Regions from separate parts of the Mus musculus genome. Here region 1 is linked to region 2. Evidence: chromatin contacts called from ENCODE Hi-C or POLR2A ChIA-PET data. All regions are on one chromosome and are shown on one strand. Each heading gives the region's core, a stretch centred on a gene start or an enhancer-like site at or near the end of the contact. The rest is flanking DNA. Distances are from core to core; before and after follow the strand shown. Region 1 holds the start of Sh3glb2 (SH3-domain GRB2-like endophilin B2). Region 2 holds the start of Nup188 (nucleoporin 188).

Region 1 (6,722 bases), core at 2,085-4,584, 73 kb after region 2:
TGGCAAACAGAGAACAATGCCAGCCCACCAGAGCCAGCAGCTGAGTGTACCCAGAATCTGGCAGGTCACACGGGTCCCCCATCAGAGCTGGCTGGAGCCATGTGGGCCACCTAGGAATAATGGGAAACTGGTCCAAGTCCTGGCCATCTAATGTCGAAAAGCCCAGGAACAGATATCCCCCAAGCAAAGGCTTTTTCCAGCCAGGTGACCAGGCTTGCCCCAGGTCATTGGCCAGCAGCAAAAGGTGAAATCTGCTCCAGGTGTAAGATAAGGAGCACACTGTACAGCCTGGGGCACAGAGTCTCTGCAGTATTGGAAGCAAGCAGGGTCAAGCTTCCCATTACACAGATATGACCACTGAGGCCAAGCAAAGGGCTATGCTGGAGTCAGGGTTTAGGGGGCAGGAGGCTCTGCAGAGCCACTGCCTGGGATGAATCATACAGAGGCCGGCCAAGGAGCCACCAGGTCTCTCAGTAGCTATCAATTATGCAGCAGGCCCTGGGCTTCTCCCCGCTTTAAGCCTCCCTCCTCCCTCTAACCCTCCCTCCTCCCTCAGCTCCCTGTGCAGCTCAGCCTCTCCCTGTCTTCACAGTCCCTTCCTGTCCGTCCCTTCGTGTGGTCCTAACTCTCCAAGGACCCAAATCCTAGCAGGTCCCAGCCCTCCCAGAGCACCCAGCCCTCTGAGGCTGTGATGAGTCCCACTTTCCAGCTGAGGAAAAGGACCAGAGAGGCGGCAGCAGCTCCCTGGGCCTCAGTTTCTCCCTGGAAAGCAGCTAAAACCCACCTCACAGAACAGCCAGCCAGCGTAGAGCATGGGTTTAACAGTTTTCGTTTTGGAAATTCTGGGAATGGAACCTGGAGCCTCAAATGTCCTGGAGTAGAAGACTCCTGCTGAGCCACACCCAGCCCAGGGGTAGTGTTAGCCAGTGTCATCACTTATAAAGTCTCCCCGTGGTGTCATGGAGTGGGGGGGGGAGGGGGGGCGGAAGCTGCCAAACATACAGGTTCACATGTTTACTGGGTTTTCCTGAGCCCTGGGCATCCACTTTGACCCACTGCTTCCTGCTCGACTTGGGTGAGGGTGAAGCCCTGGCGATGGTACCTGTCACTGCTAAGCTCCTCAGCAGGGTGGCGCCCATACCCACCCACAAGCATAGCATTCCTACTACTCTGGCGTGCTGTGTGGCCTCCCTGCCCTGATGAGGCCACTCTGCCCCTGGCGCCTGCTTCACAGTCTTTGGCTGTTTCGGACACAACTCTGGGGCCCTCTATGAGGGACGCCACCCTGAAAAAAAATCACTCTTGGAGAAGGGATCTTGTCCTTAGGTTTCAAGTTGGGGAGGCCTTGCTCCCTTTGGGATGCAGGTGAGATGAGTCTCTCAAAATTATCACTGGTCCACACAGGGAATGTGTGCTTGTGTGTCCTGGTGCCTGGCACAGGGACACTGACCCATCGGAGCTGTTACACCTTAGTAATAAAGAACACCTCCATCTTCCTGATGCCTCCCTCCCATGGTAGACGCGTCTCTAGGTCACACTACAGGTGCCTGCCGCCTCTGCTACCTAGTGCCTTGTCTTCAAAGGGGAAGGGGATGGTGCCTGAAACAGTCCAAGGCAGTTACCAGCAAAATGGCATCAGCAGGAGGGTGGGTGTGTGGAGCACAGAAAGTCTCTATTTATAACACTCCCAGCTCCCTCCTCCACCCCAGCCTGGGCCTGGGCCCTGGCTGCAGCTCCAGTGTGACCTGTGTGCCTGCCCCTATCAGGCAGAGTGAGGCCTGGAAGCTGTATGCCACCACTACCTCCGAGTCCTCTCTGTGGGCCTGGCCAGGTCAGATGGCAAGACCCAGCAGTGACAGGAAAGCTGCAGATCAGGTTCTTCCCAGATGTGTGAGATAGTGTGGTTGCCATGCCAACCCTGGGACAGGCTTTCCCCCTCATGCAAGAGACAGAGGAGGCTCAGAGGCCCTCGTATTCTCTCTAGTGCTGGGGTTGCCCACCAAGCTTGGACAGGGAGTGGCAATCCGCACTGGGACACTCAGCCTCAGGGGAGACCTGTGCTTTCTAGTAAACACGACCACATGGGCCTCTGAGGGGGAGAGGAGGAGGCTGCGCCTAGCAGGTCAACAAGGGCAGCATACAGAACTTATTCCTGGGGTACTGAGATGGGTTAGACCAGGGGTACAGAAACCTCAGGAACCCCACCCCCGGCCTTGGAGCAGACAGGGCCTCCCAGCTGAGCCTCATACCTGCTTTACAGAAGGCAGAGTGAGGCTCAGATGGCTTGTCCAAGGTCACTGCAGGATGCACAGGTGCACTTAGCCTCAGCAACTGCACTTGCAGCCAACCCAGGAAAGAGGGCCACTCACCCCATTTCTCAGAGCGAGAAACAGAGGCCCTGAAGTAAAGCTCTCCTGTCCCCCAAGGTCATGAGGAGCATTACCATCCATATCCTGACTCCAGCCTTTTGCTGAGACATGAATTCGCCTCAGTTTCTCTTTCTTCTACCAAATGTTTAGGACTTGTTCCAATATCAGCATTACCGGCCTGGACAGAACCCAAAGAGCCTGCCAGATCCTAGCCTTCTGACATCCTTTAGGCCTGGGAAGTAAAAGGAAACAAGCCTCCCGCAGAGCAGAAAGGAAATAACTCCTGGCTTCCGGCCTGACTCCCCAAGCGTGTGAAAGGGACTGGATGCAACCATTAGCACCAACCTGCCCATTGCACGGGTATGGAGACTGAGGCTCGCAAAAGAGATTGGGGTATTTTTGTGTGGCCCTCAACCTGCCAGCCTGGCCTGGGGCGGGGGAGGGGAGGAAGGCAGACTAGTGCAGAGAGGCCTGAACCACCCAGTGGGCATCCACCTCCCGGGCTGTGCAGGCACCAGGGCAGTGGGCAAACTTGTCAGTGTAAACGGGCACTGCCAGGCGCCCAGGCACCGGAGCCCAGGCCCCCATGGGTTCCGGGCCATAGTGGGGTGCAGCTGACCTCGCTGGGAGCTCCCCTGAGCAGCTCGGGGACAAGAGAACAGGGGCCCTAGCTGTACCCAGAGCGCACAGCCGCTGCTGCAGGAAAGGGGCTCCTGCTGCAGAGAGCCTGCCCGCCCGCCCGGGGCGCGCTCCACATCCGGGCCCCATGAGCGGCGTCGTGCCAGGCCTCACCTGCACCGCCCGAGTGAAGAAGATGCCCGCGTCCGACGCCAGCTTCTTCATGTTGAAGTCCATGGCGCGCCCGTACGCAGGGCCGCCACGCCGGCCCCAGAGCAGCCGGCAGCCCCCCGCCCCGCCTCACGCACCCCGCCGCACCCCGCCCACCTGCTGCCTGCGCCCGCCCTCTGCGCGCGCGCGTCCGCGGCCGAGCCGAGCCGAGCGCGGGGCGGGGCCAGGCGCGCGGGGCGGGGCTTTGGGGAGCGCTGCTGCCCCTGCCGGCCGCGGGCCCCACCAGCGGGCTGTTCGCTCTAATCAACGTTTTACTAAACCGGTTTCCGTGCACCCTGGAGGTCTCTGCGGATGCACTGTAACACTATACTATTGATTATTTTGGTAATTCATTATGCAAATTTTAGTTTTTTTTTTTTAAATAGTTGGGAATATATTCGTTTAAAACAGGGTCTCTCCAGGCCCCTCCTGGCCTAGAACGCCAAATGTAGACCAGGCTGGCATCCAATTCACAGAAACTTCTGCTGGGATTAAAAGTGTGCACCACATCTACCCGTTTTTGTTTTTGTTTGCTTTCCTGTTTTCATTTTTTCCCCCTCTGTGTGTGGCTGTATATTTGTGTTTGTGTCTGTGTGTTCGCTTGCGTGTGCATGAGCACAGGGTGTCGCCGTGACCATGACATTGCAGGGATACTCGCATCACACTGGCCATGGGAGCCCGCGGCCCATGCTTCTGGAATTTACATGACTTAATTTATTTAGGTTCTCAAGGCTGTACAGTTAAGTTCTTTAACCATGGAGCTGTCTTCCCAAACCTGTTTTTGCTTTTAAATGTTATTTTATGTTTTATTATGAGTGTGTGTTTGCGTGTGAGAGCACATGCATGTGAGACAGGGGACACAGAAAGCTGTAGCATGGATGTGGAGATCAGAGAACAACTTTCTAGAGTCCCCTCTTCTTCTTGTATATGAGTTCTGTAGTCCTGAAGATCAAACTCGGGGCAAGCTCCATGACTCGCTGAGCCATCTCTCCGGCCTCCTTTTATTTTGTTTGTTAATTTTTAAAATGTGTTTATGTGTAAGGGTGTTTTGCTTGCATGTACTATGGATTCTATGTGTGTAGTGCCCTCAGACACCGGAAGAAGGTGTTGGATCCCCTGGGACTGACATTACAGATGGCTGTGAGCCACCATCTGAGAGCTGGGAACAGAACCCAGGACCTCTGAAAGAGCAGCCAGTGCCCTTGACTGCTAAGCCATCTCTCCAGCCCCTCCCTCCTTTTCAGATTTATTTCTGTTTTTATTTGTGTGTATGTGAACACACACCACATGTTTACAGAGACCAGAGGAGGGGGTCAGATCTGGCAGAGCTGCAATTAAAGGCAGCTTTGAGAAGCCTCACACGGAGGCTGGGAACCAAATTCTGGTCCTGTGAAAGAACAGTGTGTGGGCTTGACCTCCGATGCACTTTTGCCTGCTTTGTTGTTGTTGTTTATTGGTTTGGGTTTTTTTGGTTTTGGGTTTGGTCTTTGCTGCAAGGTCTCTCTCCTGCAGCCCAGGCTGCTCTCAAACTTAATACACAGTTGAAGACGGGCACGGCTTCTCCATCTTCCTGTTGGAATCACAGGTGTCGCTTCCTAGCTGTAAATTATGTATGCAGCAGGCACAGGGCACAGAGTGACAACTGGGTGTGTGCCATTTCAGTGGAATAATGAAGGCAAGCTCATTTATCACGCCTGTCGACTTTTGACCCGTCACGAGAACATTCCCTGTCTACATCCTTAGCCGTTTTAAAACATGGGAAATCTGATTAGTCCTTGTCACCCCACCACTGTGCGATAGTGCTCTAATATCAGTCGTCTTCTCTGCCTGTCCCTTGTCCCCCTGTCCCCTGCCACTGTCTTTCCCTTTCCATCACTTTCCCTTTATTTGAACTTTGTCTCTGGTCCCTCTCTCAATTCCTCTCATCATCCTCTCTGGGACTCTGCTTCTAGACATTTACCTGTTTCTTCTGCCAAGGCCTGGTGATAGATAATGCAGGGCCACTAAACTAAGGACAGGCCCTATTGCTTCCTCATCTGGCTGAGAGAAGGATGGACAGGACAGAGAGCTCACAGGCAGGGAGAAGGCTCTCAAGCCAAGCATGAGCCTTCTTAGTTGGGAGGTTCGTAATGACTATTCCTGGTTGTCAACTTACTATATAGAGACTACCCTTACGTTCCGTGACTCTAGAGAACCCTGGCTAATACAAGGTCGAAGTTCGTGTTTCTGCCAGGTGGAGAAAATGGGCTGCTCTAGGACATGAGCATGGCCTGACCTTGAGTGCGGTCGCTCAGTCCCCGGAAGGCAGGAGGACGTCCTGCTTCTACTGCTTCCCCTGTGGCTCAGGGAAGAGGATTTGGTGCCTGACTCCATCTGTTCTTGCTCCTGCTTCAAAGATTCATCTTTTTTTTAAAAAGATTTATTTATTTTTATTATATAGAAGTACAGTGTAGCTGTCTTCAGACACTCCAGAGGAGGGAGTCAGATCTCATTACGGATGGTTGTGAGCCACCATGTGGTTGCTGGGATTTGAACTCAGAACCTTCGGAAGAGCAGTCAGTGCTCTTAACCGCTAAGCCATCTCTCCAGCCCCCAGCAAGCACTTTTAAACCACTGAGCTATCTCTCCAACCCTTCAAAATTTGTTTGTTTCTCTTCTCCTTCTCCTTCTCCTTCTCCTTCTCCTTCTTCTTCTTCCTCTTCCTCTTCCTCCTCTTCCTCCTTCTCCTCCTCTTCCTCTTCTTCTTCCTCCTCCTCCTCCTCCTCTTCTTCTTCCTCCCCCTCTTCTTCCTCCTCTTCCTCTTCAGTCAGGGTCTCACTATGTAGCCTTGGCTACTATACAGACTGGGCTGGCCTAGAACTCACTGAGATTCACATGCTCCTGCCTTCCCAGTCCTGGGATTAAAGGTGTACATCACCACACCTGTCAAAATCTCAGCTTTGGGCTGGAGAGATGGCTCAGTGGTCAAGAGTACTGACAGACTGCTCCTCTGAAAGGTCCTGAGTTCAACTCCCAGCAACCACATGGTGGCTCACAACCATCTGTAATGAGATCTGATGCCCTCTTCTGGTGTGTCTGAAGTCAGCTACAGTGTACTCGTATACATAAAATAACTAAATAATATTAAATAGGGCTGGAGAGATGGCTCAGTGGTTAAGAACACCGACTTCTCTTCCGAAGGTCCTGAGTTCAAACCCCAGCAACCACATGGTGCCTCACGACCATCCTTAATGAGATCTGACGCCCTCTTCTGGTGTGTCTGAAGACAGCTACAGTGTACTTAGATATAATAATAATAAAAAAATCTTTAAAAAAATAATATTAAGTGAAAACCTCATCTTTTCACCCAGAGCTGTTCCTCAGCTGGTCCCTTTGCTTTGTCATCTGTCTGTGCAGGGGTGAACCTGAGCCATCTGGGTGTTTGTTCAGGCATCTGGGTGTTGTCCTAAGAGCAGGCGGGGCCCAGATATGTGGAGTTTGAAAATAAAACAAAACAAAACAAAAAACTTCAGGAGACTGCCAGTC
Region 2 (6,449 bases), core at 1,254-3,753:
AACTCACTCTGTAGACCAGGCTGTCCTCAAACTCAGAAATCTTCCTGCCTCTGCCTCCCAAGTGCTGGGATTAAAGGCGTGCACCACCACTGCCAGATGAGGCTTAGACTTTCTTAAGGCCACACAGTTAATCTGTATGGCCAAGGATTCTAACCAGATTTGTCTGACATGAACACCTAAGCATTATGCTTTCTGTTGATGCCTGCAGGGTGTACTCTAGCCATGCTCTACCCAGATTTTAAAATGGGGGCTCTGCAGCATATTCAAGTTCCTTGAATTGGTGTATGCCTTTAAGCCTTTTTTTTTTTTTTTTTTTGTATTTTAAATATCAGCAAAAATAAAACCAGGAGAGCTTTGCTTCTTTATTTTAAGTCTGAAACAACTTTCTGGCTTCATCTTCCTGGATGAAGCAAAATCTGCTTTCCATCTCTTGATTCTTGGTGTCCAGGTGGCTAGCTGCTGTGGGGACCATTCATTCTATTTCCCTGTTTCCCCATCACAGCTGCTACTGGTACTAGGCCATCAGCAATATCAGTAGGTAGAGAGGCAACAGGAGATTGTCTATCTGAGTAGTGTACGCTTCCAGAAGGGATACAGTGCTGATGGACCCCAAAATCCAGGCATAACTGTAGTTCAGGTCTACTCCACTGTCAAAGATTAAGATTAGAGCTACAGAGATGATTTGTGCAAATATAGATGTCATAGTCCCCTCGAAGGTTTTCTTAGTTCCAGGCCAGCGGATCTCTCCCATGGTGCTGCCAAATATGGAGGCCACAGTATCACCCACACCCACAGCCAAGACCCCAGCATAGGGGACCAGGGCTCTTGCTCCTTCCAGGCTGTCCTTCTGTGTACAGGGTCTGGGGATCAGCCAAATAGGAAGAGACATGCCCAGAAGCAGGTAGATGTGTGTTAGGATAAGGGGTCCACTGTCTCGTTCATCCAGGAAGAGGGACAGAAGGCTTCGCAGAGTGTGACCCAAGGGCTTTATTCGGAAATAGCGCACATACTCCAGGAAGATGAAGACTGCCAGGCACACAGTGGCGGCCACATACAGCAGTGGCCGGTCAAAGATGATGCCCGGGATATAAGTGGCTACCACAATGAAGTGGAAATACTTTCTTGTAATGGTAGGCGCCCTGTGCTTCTTGGACTCAGAAGACGACCGCTTAGCATTCTGGTACAGCACCACCAGGCAGGCCACAGAGGCCAGCAAAGACCAATAGGCAAGGAGGTAGATGCGAGTTTCAGTGTAGAAGAGGAACTGAAGAAGCCAAAGCAGGGGGTTCCTACGAATGAGCCAGTGCAGCCAGGGCAGAACCACACCAAGGCCCAGCACACAGGTCATGAGGTGGAAGAAGATGGAAGAGGCCCAGGTGCCTGAATCCATGAAGACAAAGAGGGTGCTGAAAAAGACACCCATGAGCACCATCCCTACCACCACCACCAACAGGAAGAAGTCCACTGGGTCCCCCTGGCTTTCAGTCAGAGAGCGCTTGATGAGTTGGTTAAGGACGAAGCTAATGCCACCCAATACCAGCAGTGCCTCCCCAGGAGTGAAGCATCGGGGCAGCAGGTACAGCAGGATCATGTTGAGATAAACAAATATTAGCAGGACTTCCAGGACCTCGATCACCTCGCCTACACTGAGCGAGTGCCTCATAATATAAATGATAACGCCTCCAGCCAAACCAGAGATGGCACAAGTATTGGTGGGCACCGGGCGAGTAATGCCCAGTGCCAACACGGAGGAGAAGAGGGCCACTGCCATGCCAGTAGCTGCAACCACAATGCCGAAGCGCTCGAAGTATGGGTTCCCTGCAGTCTGGCAGCGCTCCTTCATGACTAGCCCAAGCAAAGGCATGACCATGGAGGCCGGCAGTAAGCCGCTGTTCGCGGACATCCGGAACTGGAAAACGGCATTGCCCTGCTGGAGCAGCCGGTCCCACTTGTACTGGACGTAGAAGGCCTGCACCGCGAGGGCCACCGCGCACCAGGAGTATCGGTCCCACACTGCAGCGTGGATGCTCAACACCACGGCGAACACCACTGCAGCCTCCGCCAGCACCGACCCGCTCAGCGCAGCCCCAGACTCCTGGGGAGGGCACTGTCGGGTCATGTCTCTAGGTCTGGCGCTCTTGGGAGAAGAAGTTTGGTGACTAGGGACGCCTTGGCCTCTGGGGCCCTCAACCCGCCAAGCAGAGGGGCAGCAATTTCACCCAGCCAGCAACCTTCTCCAGCTTCCAAAAGGGTGTTCCACCACGGGCCACTCTGAGGCCTGGGAGCCGGCGCCCAGTCACCCGCCTCCGCTGTCAACCTACGGTGTAGCAGATGTTTGCCCTCTTCACCGCTCACAGTCTCCACCGCCTCCACCGCGGACTCCCCTCGCACCAGGGCAGCGCCATCTTGACAGCCCCATCTTGACCACGCCCACCATCACGTGGCGGAAGCCCACGCCCCCAGGCTGGAGGATCCCAGTCACGTGGGTACGGCGCATGGGGGCGGGGCTGGGCCGCGCGCGCGAAGATGGCGGCTGCCGCTGGTGGGCCGTGTGTGAGGTGCGGAGTGGGGCGCGGCAGGGGGTGGCCGTGAAGCGCGGGCTGGGAGCTGGGCGGGAGTTGGGACCGGGGCTCAGCCGCAGTGGCAGAGACGAGCCCCGGCTGGGTGGACGGACACTTGCCGGGGAGGCGGTTAGGTCCAAACCGTTCCCGCTCGCGGGGCTGAGGACACTTTTGGAGCGGGCCTGCCGCTCTCCCTTCTCTCTCCGTGGTCCCTGAGCCTCCGGTAGTCCCCATACACCCACGCTTGCTCCACCACGTTGCCTGTAGGCACTGCGGGACATTTCGGGGTCGCCTGGAAGACCCACCCCACTGCGATCCCTTCCTTGCTGTCCCTGCGCCCTGCTCCCCCTCGGGTGTGCCTTGCCCACGCCGCGATTTCTTCCCGCGGGCATCCTTAGTTCCCGCCTTCTTTTATTTTTGGCTAATGCCGATATTGATGCAATCAGCAGGCATGCCTTCATCTTCCATGCGATTCCGGGTTTTGTGCCAGGCTTCGGACACAAGATGAATTACCCCGAAACAAATATACAGTTCTCACTTAAAAGAGTGCTTTTGTTTGTTTGTTTGTTTGTTTGTTTCTTTTTTGAGGTAAGGTCTCTTGCCTCTCGGGCAGGCCTTGAACTCCTTGTTGTCTTGCCTTTGCCTTCTTGGTGCGGAAATTACAGACATGAATTTCGAGCCCTGCTTGCCTTTAAAGAGCGCTTACTAGCGCCAGACCCTGGGAAAGTGCCGTGCAGGCCTTACCTCATTCATTTCTCACGACTAGGAGAGGCGCCTCCTGTTCCACAGGACTCAGAAGTCCAGTTCATACATAGGCAGTCCCCCCTTGTCAGCCCTCGAGATAATCCCCGTGAGCCTTCAGATGGAAGGCTCTAAAGCCTTAACCAGACCTCTGTATGTATCCACATTATAGATCAGAAAGGGTCTTCACTGCCCTTCCTCCCCTTAAATGTAAACATTCCCTGTCAGTCACCTGGAATTGACTCTGCCAGTTTTATTTGGTCTTGTTTCCTGTGGAAACCTGAAACGCCCAGACAGACATGTAATTATCACACACATTGCTGATCTTTCTCTCCATTAGCCTCTTCACCTTCCAGGGGTAACATTTTCTTTGGAGTTTCCTGTGGATAAAGTGTGGTCCTTGCAAGGGCCGGTTTGTTTCATGCCAGACCTTGTATCCACAGCTATGGATAAATACTTGTATGAAAACTGTAAAAAAATGAATTTTTTCAAAAGGAAAGGAAAGTTTTGGCTTGCCAGCAGGCTTTGAGCTTTCTGTGGAACTTAGCAAACCCATCGTTGAGGGAGGACTTTAACTGACTCTAGGGTTTTCATTTTACTTTTGTTTTGAGGTCCTAGGGGTCAAACCCAGGGCCTCAGGAATGCTAGGCAAGCCCTCTAGTATTGAGTCACAACCTGTGGCCCGGGCGCCTAGCAGTAGGGTTCTAGGTGCTGCCTTGCTCTGTCAGGACAGTGCCTTTTAGTGCTGAAAAGCATGCTTCTTAGCAGTTGGGAGTAGAGGGCTGTATTTGAAAAGCTTGAGACCTGGGGCAAGAAACCGTCCATCCTGGTTTTTGTACCTAGTGCTTTTTTGTGGTTAGTCTTAGAAGTCACCTGACCATTTTGAGCTCCTACTTTTCCAAATGGGAATCCTTTTCATCTTTGTGCACAGGTGAACAGGTAGACAGTGGCAGCGTTAGTTTCTGTGTAGACTATAACTGCCTCTCAGACAGACTGTAGTCATGAGAATAACTCAGGTAGCTCAGGGTTATTTTCCATCCAAAAGTCTTTCAAATGTTTTTTCTTGAACATTTTATTTATTGTTTCCATGTCTATGAGTATTTTTCCTGTCTGTCTGTCTGTCTGTGTATCACCTTTGTGTAGTGCCCTGGATCTGAGTTACAGAAGGTTGTAAGTTACCTTGTGGTGCTGGAAATTGAACCTGGATTCTCTTTGCGAGCAGCCAAGTGTAGCCCCTCCCGCCCCAAAGTTTCACCCAGATGGATGTCTCTAAGGGGGGGATGTTCAGTGTCCAATATGCTTTACTTATTTTTAAATTTTATTTTATTTATGTATGTGCGTGTGCGTCAGCAAGAATTTATGTGCACCAGGTGTGCTTGTGGCCACAGAGGCCAGAAGAAGGTGTTGATTTTCTAGAACTGGAGTTACAGGCAGTTGTGAGCTGCTAAATGTGGGTGCTGGGAACCAAACTCTGGTCCTCTTTTTTTTTTTTTTTTTTTTTTTTTTTTTTTTGGTTTTTCGAGACAGGGTTTCTCTGTGTAGCCCTGGCTGTCCTGGAACTCACTCTATAGACCAGGCTGGCCTGAAACTCAGAAATCCACCTGCCTCTGCCTCCCGAGTGCTGGGATTAAAGGTGTGCACCACCACTGCCTGGCTTCTGGTCCTATTTAATAGCACTCATCTCCCCCGCGCCCGCCTGCCTTTCTTTCTTTCTTTCTTTCTTTCTTTCTTTCTTTCTTTCTTTCTTTCTTTCTTTCTTTCTGCCATGGTGTGTGTGTGTGTCAGAGAATAGCCCCCAAAATTCTGTTCTCTCCTTCCATAGTTTCTGGTTTTTCAAGATTCAAGACAGGGTTTCTGTGGGTAGCGTTGGCTATCTTGGACCTCACTCTGTAGACTGAGCTGGCCTTGAACTCACTGAGATCTGCCTGCCTCTGCCTCACAAGTGCTGGGGTTAACTGTGTGCACCACCACCTCACAGCCTCTCCTTTCATCTTAGTGTGGGTTCAAGGGTTGAGTTCAGGTCTCCAGGCTTGAGTAGGATTAGCAAGTATTTGTGTCCACTGAGCCAAAGCTGGCCCTTTGCCTCTTAGAAATAAAATAAAGTTCTATATTGTTTCCTAGAACTTTAGATTAATGATCTATATGGTTTTTTTAAAATTTATTTATTGTTATATGTAAGTACACTGTAGCTGTCTTCAGACACACCAAAAGAGGGCGGCAGATCTCACTACAGATGGCTGTGAGCCACCATGTGGTTGCTGGGATTTGAACTCAGGACCTTTGGAAGAACAGTCAGCCCCTAACCGCCGCTGAGCCATCTCTCCAGCCCCTGTTTGTTTATTTTTACACCTATGTATTTATTGTATGTATGTTGTTGTGTGTTTGCTAAGGAGTGCATGTGAAGGTCAGGGACAACCTGCCAGAATTTGTTTTTTCCTTTCACTGTGTGGGGGGGTCCTGGAGATTTAATTCTTCAGGCTTAGTGGTAAGCAAATGGGTAACCTTTACCCATTGAGTAATCTTGTTAGTCCATCAAAAAAACAAAAACAAAAACAAAAACAAAATTAGTGTGTGTCGGGCTGGGGAGATGGCTCAGCGGGTAAGAGCACTGACTGCTCTTCCAAAGGTCCTGAGTTCAAATCCCAGCAACCACATGGTGGCTCACAGCCATCCGTAATGAGATTTGACGCCCTCTTCTGGTGTGCCTGAAGATAGCTACCGTGTACTTACATATAATAAATAAACAAATCTTTAAAAAAAAAAAATTAGTGTGTGTCTCTGTGTAAGGGAGCATGAGTGTGATACCATGGCAGGTGACCAGGGGACACATCTAAGTCAGCTGTCTGTGTGCTCTGGGGTTAAGAAAAGCTTGCAAGGCTTTTGCGGCAAGAGCTGCACCACCTTGCAGGCCCAGTCAGTATATTTTTAAGAATCTGACCTTTGAAGCTGCATCCTTGATTTCAGTGCTTTAGGTTCTCTCCTGTGCACGTAGTTCAGATGTGGTCCCCGCAGGATAAAGGCAGGAGCTGTTTCCTTTCTGAGCCTTTCGGTTGGCCTTTGCGAGCAAGCACCAGCCTCGTTCGTTCTGTCTGCACATCCTTCCCTTGCCTGTGGGTGGGAGTCTTTCTTCTTGAGGTAGTTTCTAGC

Evidence for each region. Hi-C counts contacts between places; a loop is a spot of excess contacts on that map. ChIA-PET counts read pairs that join two places held with the same protein, here RNA polymerase II (POLR2A).
Region 1: a map of gastrocnemius shows a loop between it and region 2 (2.1-fold over the local background). The contact joins the promoter of Sh3glb2 here to the promoter of Nup188 in region 2. A Hi-C loop is called at or near these places in 1 of 37 maps with a recorded cell type or tissue (gastrocnemius). POLR2A ChIA-PET finds 5 or more read pairs at or near these places in 3 of 5 experiments (Patski and embryonic stem cell).

What each region holds. Positions count from the first base shown.
Region 1 is chr2:30,355,982-30,362,703 of GRCm38, forward strand. It overlaps Sh3glb2 (SH3-domain GRB2-like endophilin B2), which reads right to left and starts at 3,335. Exons shown (of 12, transcript NM_001289709.1): 1 at 3,162-3,335. The coding sequence starts at 3,224.
Region 2 is chr2:30,283,913-30,290,361 of GRCm38, forward strand. It overlaps Nup188 (nucleoporin 188), which reads left to right and starts at 2,504. Exons shown (of 44, transcript NM_198304.3): 1 at 2,504-2,558. The coding sequence starts at 2,527. Dolk (dolichol kinase) reads right to left here and starts at 2,442. Exons shown (of 1, transcript NM_177648.3): 1 at 317-2,442. The coding sequence starts at 2,119. The coding sequence ends at 515.